Linked DNA regions of Homo sapiens: region 1 is linked to region 2. A link is an interaction called in ENCODE POLR2A ChIA-PET data of the cell type or tissue named here. Cell type or tissue: PC-3. All regions are shown on one strand. Each heading gives the region's core, and the rest is flanking DNA. Links, peaks and the distances in the headings are about the cores only. Region 1 overlaps ZFC3H1 (zinc finger C3H1-type containing). Region 2 overlaps LOC107984530 (a long non-coding RNA gene).

The links. Peaks named below come from ENCODE experiments on the same cell type or tissue, not always from the same donor. Only the 100,000 strongest peaks of a DNase experiment are listed, where the experiment ranks them.
Region 1: POLR2A ChIA-PET joins it to region 2 with 7 read pairs; 4 of 35 experiments call an interaction of 5 or more read pairs at or near these places.

What each region holds. Positions count from the first base shown.
Region 1 is chr12:71,625,416-71,628,341 of GRCh38, reverse strand. It overlaps ZFC3H1 (zinc finger C3H1-type containing), which reads left to right. Exons shown (of 35, transcript NM_144982.5): 21 at 408-591; 22 at 1,896-2,082. Among named protein-coding and RNA genes, the nearest start is that of ZFC3H1, 37 kb to the left of the region's middle. In PC-3, for the core only: no CTCF peak of the experiment used is centred there; no DNase peak of the experiment used is centred there; H3K27ac peaks cover 2,003 bases.
Region 2 is chr12:71,719,754-71,722,679 of GRCh38, reverse strand. It overlaps LOC107984530 (a long non-coding RNA gene), which reads right to left. Exons shown (of 3, transcript XR_001749202.1): 2 at 2,439-2,557. Among named protein-coding and RNA genes, the nearest start is that of RAB21, 34 kb to the left of the region's middle. In PC-3, for the core only: no CTCF peak of the experiment used is centred there; no DNase peak of the experiment used is centred there; H3K27ac peaks cover 271 bases.

The DNA.
Region 1 (2,926 bases), core at 323-2,822, 94 kb after region 2:
TAGTTTAGATATAGTAGAATAATCTTTATAAATTATGACTTTTAATTTCTTAATTATAATTTGCAGTTTAACAAATGTGAATTCATTTGATAATAATGAAAAAGCAGTTGAATCATAGTTACTGTTAAGTGGACTGAAAAGGTAATGTCACTTAGCCTTAAAATAGCAGAGTTCTAATTACTCCTTTTGTTCTGGTGTAATTTTTAGTAGCACCTCTTTCCACTCAGAAGGGTCCTGGTTTGGGTGATAAATTATGTCATAGCTCTACCTTAAAGCTGTGAGCTAGTACATGTCATTAGAATCTTTAGGTTTTTAAGTTACTTTAAAGATGAGACCAATTGTTTTCTTTTTCTTGCATCTGTGGACTAAAGAAAATGTGAAGCTAATAATACTTTTTTTTTAAATAGCTTTCCAGCCAGAGAACCAAATAAATGTTCCAGCTCTGGATACAGTTGTCACTCCAGATGATGTCAGATACTTTACAAATGAGACTGATGACATCGCTAATTTAGAAGCAAGTGTGCTTGAAAATCCTTCTCATGTACAACTTTGGCTCAAGCTTGCGTACAAGTACTTGAATCAAAATGAGGGGTAGGTCAACTTCAAATCTTTGTGTAAACAGTTGCACATTTATATTTTTATGTTTGAGGTTTTTTTACCTATGGTAATCAGTCAGGTTTCTTTCCTAGTATCAATGGAGTCTTTGTTTTTTGACAAAGCCAAAAGCATTTTATTGTTTAAAAGCTATTAGACAAGTTTAAGATTAGATCTTGAGTTTGTGTGCATGGCTCAGTGTATGGGTAATAAATTATACTAAAGTTTTTTACTCCAGTAGGCTCTTATTTCAAAGTAGGATTAGTTAAAACAGTAAATTCTGACTAGTGGAATGGTTGATTGTTTTTTAAAAAAATCATAGTAGTCATAGTTTGTTAATAAAATTATGATAAAATAATGGTGGAACAGGTTAAATTTTGTTAATTTGTAATGGATATTTAAAGCTTATCTGAGAACTTCCAAATTATGGTGAATTTTCTTTCTGTCTCTGTCATATTAAATTATATGTATTTAAATAAGGTAAATGGTAATAACTTATACAACCAATAGTTTGTATTGCAAATGGCATCTTCTAACTTCTTGGTAGTAGAAATAAGCCAAGAATAATCTTTTCATAATTATAACTTTATAGTTACAATAATTCAAGGGTTTTTTTTTTTTACACGTTTCTTTGAAATATTTGACTATCTTAAAGCTTTTAAATAAGGCAGTGCTGCAGAGTGCTAATAAACCCACACATGCCTGGATGTGTTGCTTATTTAACTTTCCTGTGTGTCATTTCCATGTTAATGGGATAAGTTACAGTGTTTTCTTTTCTGACTCATTTACTGAGTGAAGGCCAAAAGAACCATACATTATTTTATGAATAGGATCATGAGAAAGAATTATCTTCTCCAAGAGATAGCAAGCCCTTGACCGTTGAAAAGAACTATTATACTGAAAGCTTTGATATTTTGTACTTGCAGTAGCTGGCCTTGAGAGAGAGTTGTTTAACTTTTCGCATTCCCAAATGGTGTAAATCATAAAAGGTATTGCTGAATATGGACATAAAGCACATTTGAAGTTGATAATCTTAGTGGTTTTATAACACTGTACTTTTATCTGTGGTAAATGCTTACTGAACATTCACTTAAAAAAATTGTTGGGTCTGTGGAAAATCAGAAACTTTTAGGCATGTGATTTAAAATCTGAAATCTAGTACCCCTTTTCATAAGTGATCCTGACTTCTTGGTAAATTCTAGTAGAAAATGGAATTTTAAAATTGACTCATTGGATTAGCCCTATTTAAATTTTCAAGCAGGTTCTAAAAAGCACTTCCACCTTTTCTTTTATATATACAGGGAGTGCTCAGAATCCTTGGATTCTGCTTTAAATGTTCTGGCGCGAGCATTGGAAAATAACAAAGACAATCCAGAAATTTGGTGCCATTACCTCAGATTGTTCTCAAAAAGAGGAACCAAGGACGAGGTGCAGGAAATGTGTGAAACAGCTGTTGAATATGCTCCAGATTATCAAAGCTTTTGGACTGTGAGTAGAAAAGATAACGTACGTGTGTGTGTGTGTGTGTGTGTGTGTGTATAATTATTTGGATCATCTTAAAAATTGATAAGTAGCTTAATAGAGCATATGCTTTATCTGAATATAGACATAATAACCTTACTTTCAGTTTCTAGTAACCACAAAGCCACTTCTGGATCAGAATTTAGACTAAGCAAGAAGAAAATATTTAGTGAAGAGGTGATTTTTTTGTTGTTGTTAACTTTATTGGTAAAGAAAAAATGTAAAATTGTTAAAAATTTCACACTTACCTATTTTTACACAGTTTTAGTTTGGGCAAAGTTAAGTGTAGCTTTTGCAAAACACCTGAAAAAATTGTTTCTTTTAAATTTATCTTAAATTGCCTCTATAAAATTATAATGACTGCCAGGAAACATTTTTGTCTTTTTATTATTTGTTTCCATTGCTTATAGAAATAATCCCAATCTGTAATTCACACTAATATCTAAAATTGCCAAGCTAAAAACATTTGATTGAGAAAAAATGGCCTCTTCCTCTTTCTCCAAGAGAATGAGATGGTTTTTTTGGCTGTCAGTTTTTGAGGCAGGGTCTCTCTATGTCACCCAGGCTGGAGTGCAGTAGTGCAGTCGTGACTCACTGCAGCCTCTACCTCCTGGACCCAAGTCCTCCTGGACTCAGCCTCCTGAAAAGCTGGGGCCACACATGCGTGCTACCATGCCTGGATAGTTTTTAGATTTTTTGTAGAGATGGGTTTTTGCTCTGTTGCCCAGGTTGGTCTTGAACTCTTGGGCTCATGCAATCCTCCTGCCTGGGCCTCCTGAAGTGCTGGGACTATAGATGTGAGCCACCATGC
Region 2 (2,926 bases), core at 200-2,699:
AGAACAGACTAATACATCCAGTATATTCTTATTCATTTACATATAACTATGCACATAGATGGCAGGGTGTATTTTTGCTCATTCTGTTTTTTCTCTCTTCTCACTATTTTGAAGTGCTTGTACATCTCAAAATAAATTGTTGTCTTTTCTTTAATATCTTTCTCAGATGAGTCATGTGAGTGACCCTCTGAATTATTGCACATTCTCAAAGACCTTTTTTTCCTTTGACAGATTAATTATATCTGTCAACCTAAAAAACATGAGATCTATAAATCCAGAAAGGAGAACTTTATTTCTTGAGTAAGGCTGCAACCTGTAGGCTGGGAAGCAGAGCCTCCAGCTAAGACCAAAAGCAGACACTTTGAGGGAGGTAGGGTGGGACAGGAGTTCTATGCTAAATGGGTTGGCTAAACACATATTTAACAGGCTAAAGGAGAAACTATAAATATCCATGAAGGGGGGTTGTGGTCATGCATGGTAAGCAAACATACATGTTACATATGTTTCATGTTCACTTTGGGGTGGAGACTTAATGTTAAAATGCACTAAAATTAGGCTCTATACATCAAAATGTGAAACTTAGGACACAGAGGTGCTGTGTGGATAGCCGCTGTAAACCGGCCAGAAACAGCCCATGGTCAGTGGTTATTTATCAGGAAGGAACACTTTGTGAAACTGGTAAGCTGCCATGTCTCAACTGCAAAAGGGAGGGGAGTCTGGCCATAGTGTCAGGTGGTGGTTGCAGCTGAAGTCAGTGGAAGGGTTTTCCATTCTTTGTTTGCCAAGGCTGCTTTCTGTTTAACTCTTAAGAAAAGATCCAGGGCTGGGCGTGGTGGCTTACGCCTGTAATCCCAGCACTTTGGGAGGCCAAGATGGGTGGATCATGAGGTCAAGAGATCAAGACCATCCTGGCCAACATGGTGAAACCCCATCTTTACTAAATTAAAAAAAAAAAAAAATTAGCTGGGCATGGTGGCGCACGCCTGTAGTCCCAGCTACCCAGCTACTTGGGAGGCTGAGGCAGGAGAATCACTTGAACCCGGGAGGCGGAGGTTGCAGTGAGCTGAGATCATGCCACTGTACTCCAGCACAGCAACAAAGCGAGACTCCATCTCAAAAAAAAAAAAAAAAAAAAAAAAAGAAAGAAAAAGAAAGAAAGAAAGAAAAGATCTGGTAACAGTTAATGAACAAAGGGGTATACTGAGGTGTGACTGACTTCCTGTCTTGTCATGGCCTAGAAATTTAACTTCTAGTTTTTCTGGGTTCTCCTTGGCCAAGAGGGGTCCATTCAGTCAGTCAGGGGGCTTAGGATATACTTCACATAGCATAGCTAGGTAGAGAATCTTGCCTTTTCTCTAAAGATGATATTCCACTGCTTTCAAGTTTCCAACAAAGTACAATGCAAGTCTGATTCTTTTTCTTTTTTGACAACTTTTTCTTTCTAAATGGTAGCAAATAATATTTGCTTTTCAAAGTTCAGGAATTTTACCTGATTTTATATATATCATTTTTCATCAATTTAGTCTATCTTGGATTTCTGGGAGCTCTTTTAATTTATAAAATTAGGTATTTAGCCCTCCTGCAATGTTTCTTTTGTGTATCTAGAATGCCTATATTTTATGTATTAGACCTCTTGACTTTTTCCTCCAGTTGCTTATCTTTTCCCTCCTAATTTCCCTATCACTTTTTTTTGTTGTATGCCTTGGGAGAGTTCTTCTACTTTACCTTCTAGGCCACTACAGTGACCTACTTCTTTTTCAATTTACCTACCAATATATTTAATTGAGGATTAATATTTTTTATATTTCTAGTAATTTTTCTTTATAGCACTTGAATTTCATTATGTGGTTTAAAAATATATAAATATAAAATTTCTTCCCTTTTGGTGGAGATTATTATTTTATGACTTTTTCCCGTTGGGCTTGGGTCTGGTTTTTGGAGGACGTGAATTACAAGAAGCAGTTCTCTTTCTTTGTGCTGGCAATGTAGAAAGCAGGCAGGTTGTCATCTTCATTTTGACTCCATAAATAGAGGTTTGGGAACAGTAGATGCAAAAGAGGACTTAGGAGCCATACTTCCTGAGTTCAAATGCCAGCTCTTCTGTTTATTACCGATGAAGCCTTGGGCAAATTATTCAAATTCTATATCTCAGTTTCCTTATCTATCCAATGGGGGAAAATAAGATTAAAAAAATTTAATTGTATGTAAGAAAATTCTTGAGGGGTTGTCACGACAATTTAAAAAGTCTACCTTTTTGAAGCACTAAGTATAGTTCCTGGCCAACATATTGACTATTGTTAAAACTTGTTTCAGAAAATGAATGCATACATGGTAGAATACAAATTATTAAAACTGTGAGCATTCTAGCTTCCCTGCTAATGGTTCTCAACCTTGGCTCCACATATGAATCACTGAGAAGCATTTAGAAATCCTCCTACCTTATCTCAGACAAGTTAGATCAAGTCTCTAAAATTAGGGTTTCAAGGAAGTAGGAGCTTTCAAAACTCCCCAGGTGATTCCACTTTGAGGCCAACATTGAGAACAACTGCTTTAATACCTGTGCCAAAAAAAAAAAAAAAAAATCAGTGTTTGCCTGTTGATCTACTCGCGTATTAGTCATTGCTGAATTTCCCCAGACAGATTTTTTGGCTTTGCAGAATGAAGATCTTAAAGAGAATGAGGACTTCAGAATGTGGCTACATCTCAGATTCAAGGAGATTTGTAAAAGCTGTCAGTGATTTCCCATTGCCGTAAGATAGAGTCCTAAATTCTGACAAGGCAAAGCTCATCGGTCTAGTCTCTTTCTGCCTGATGCTCCCACCTCCTTGTCTCACTCTCACTATGGCTCACTAGGGTCCAGATAAAAGAGCCACTTTTCCCTTACTTTAACATGCCAAGCTCTTTCCTGCCTCAGGGCTTTTCTGCT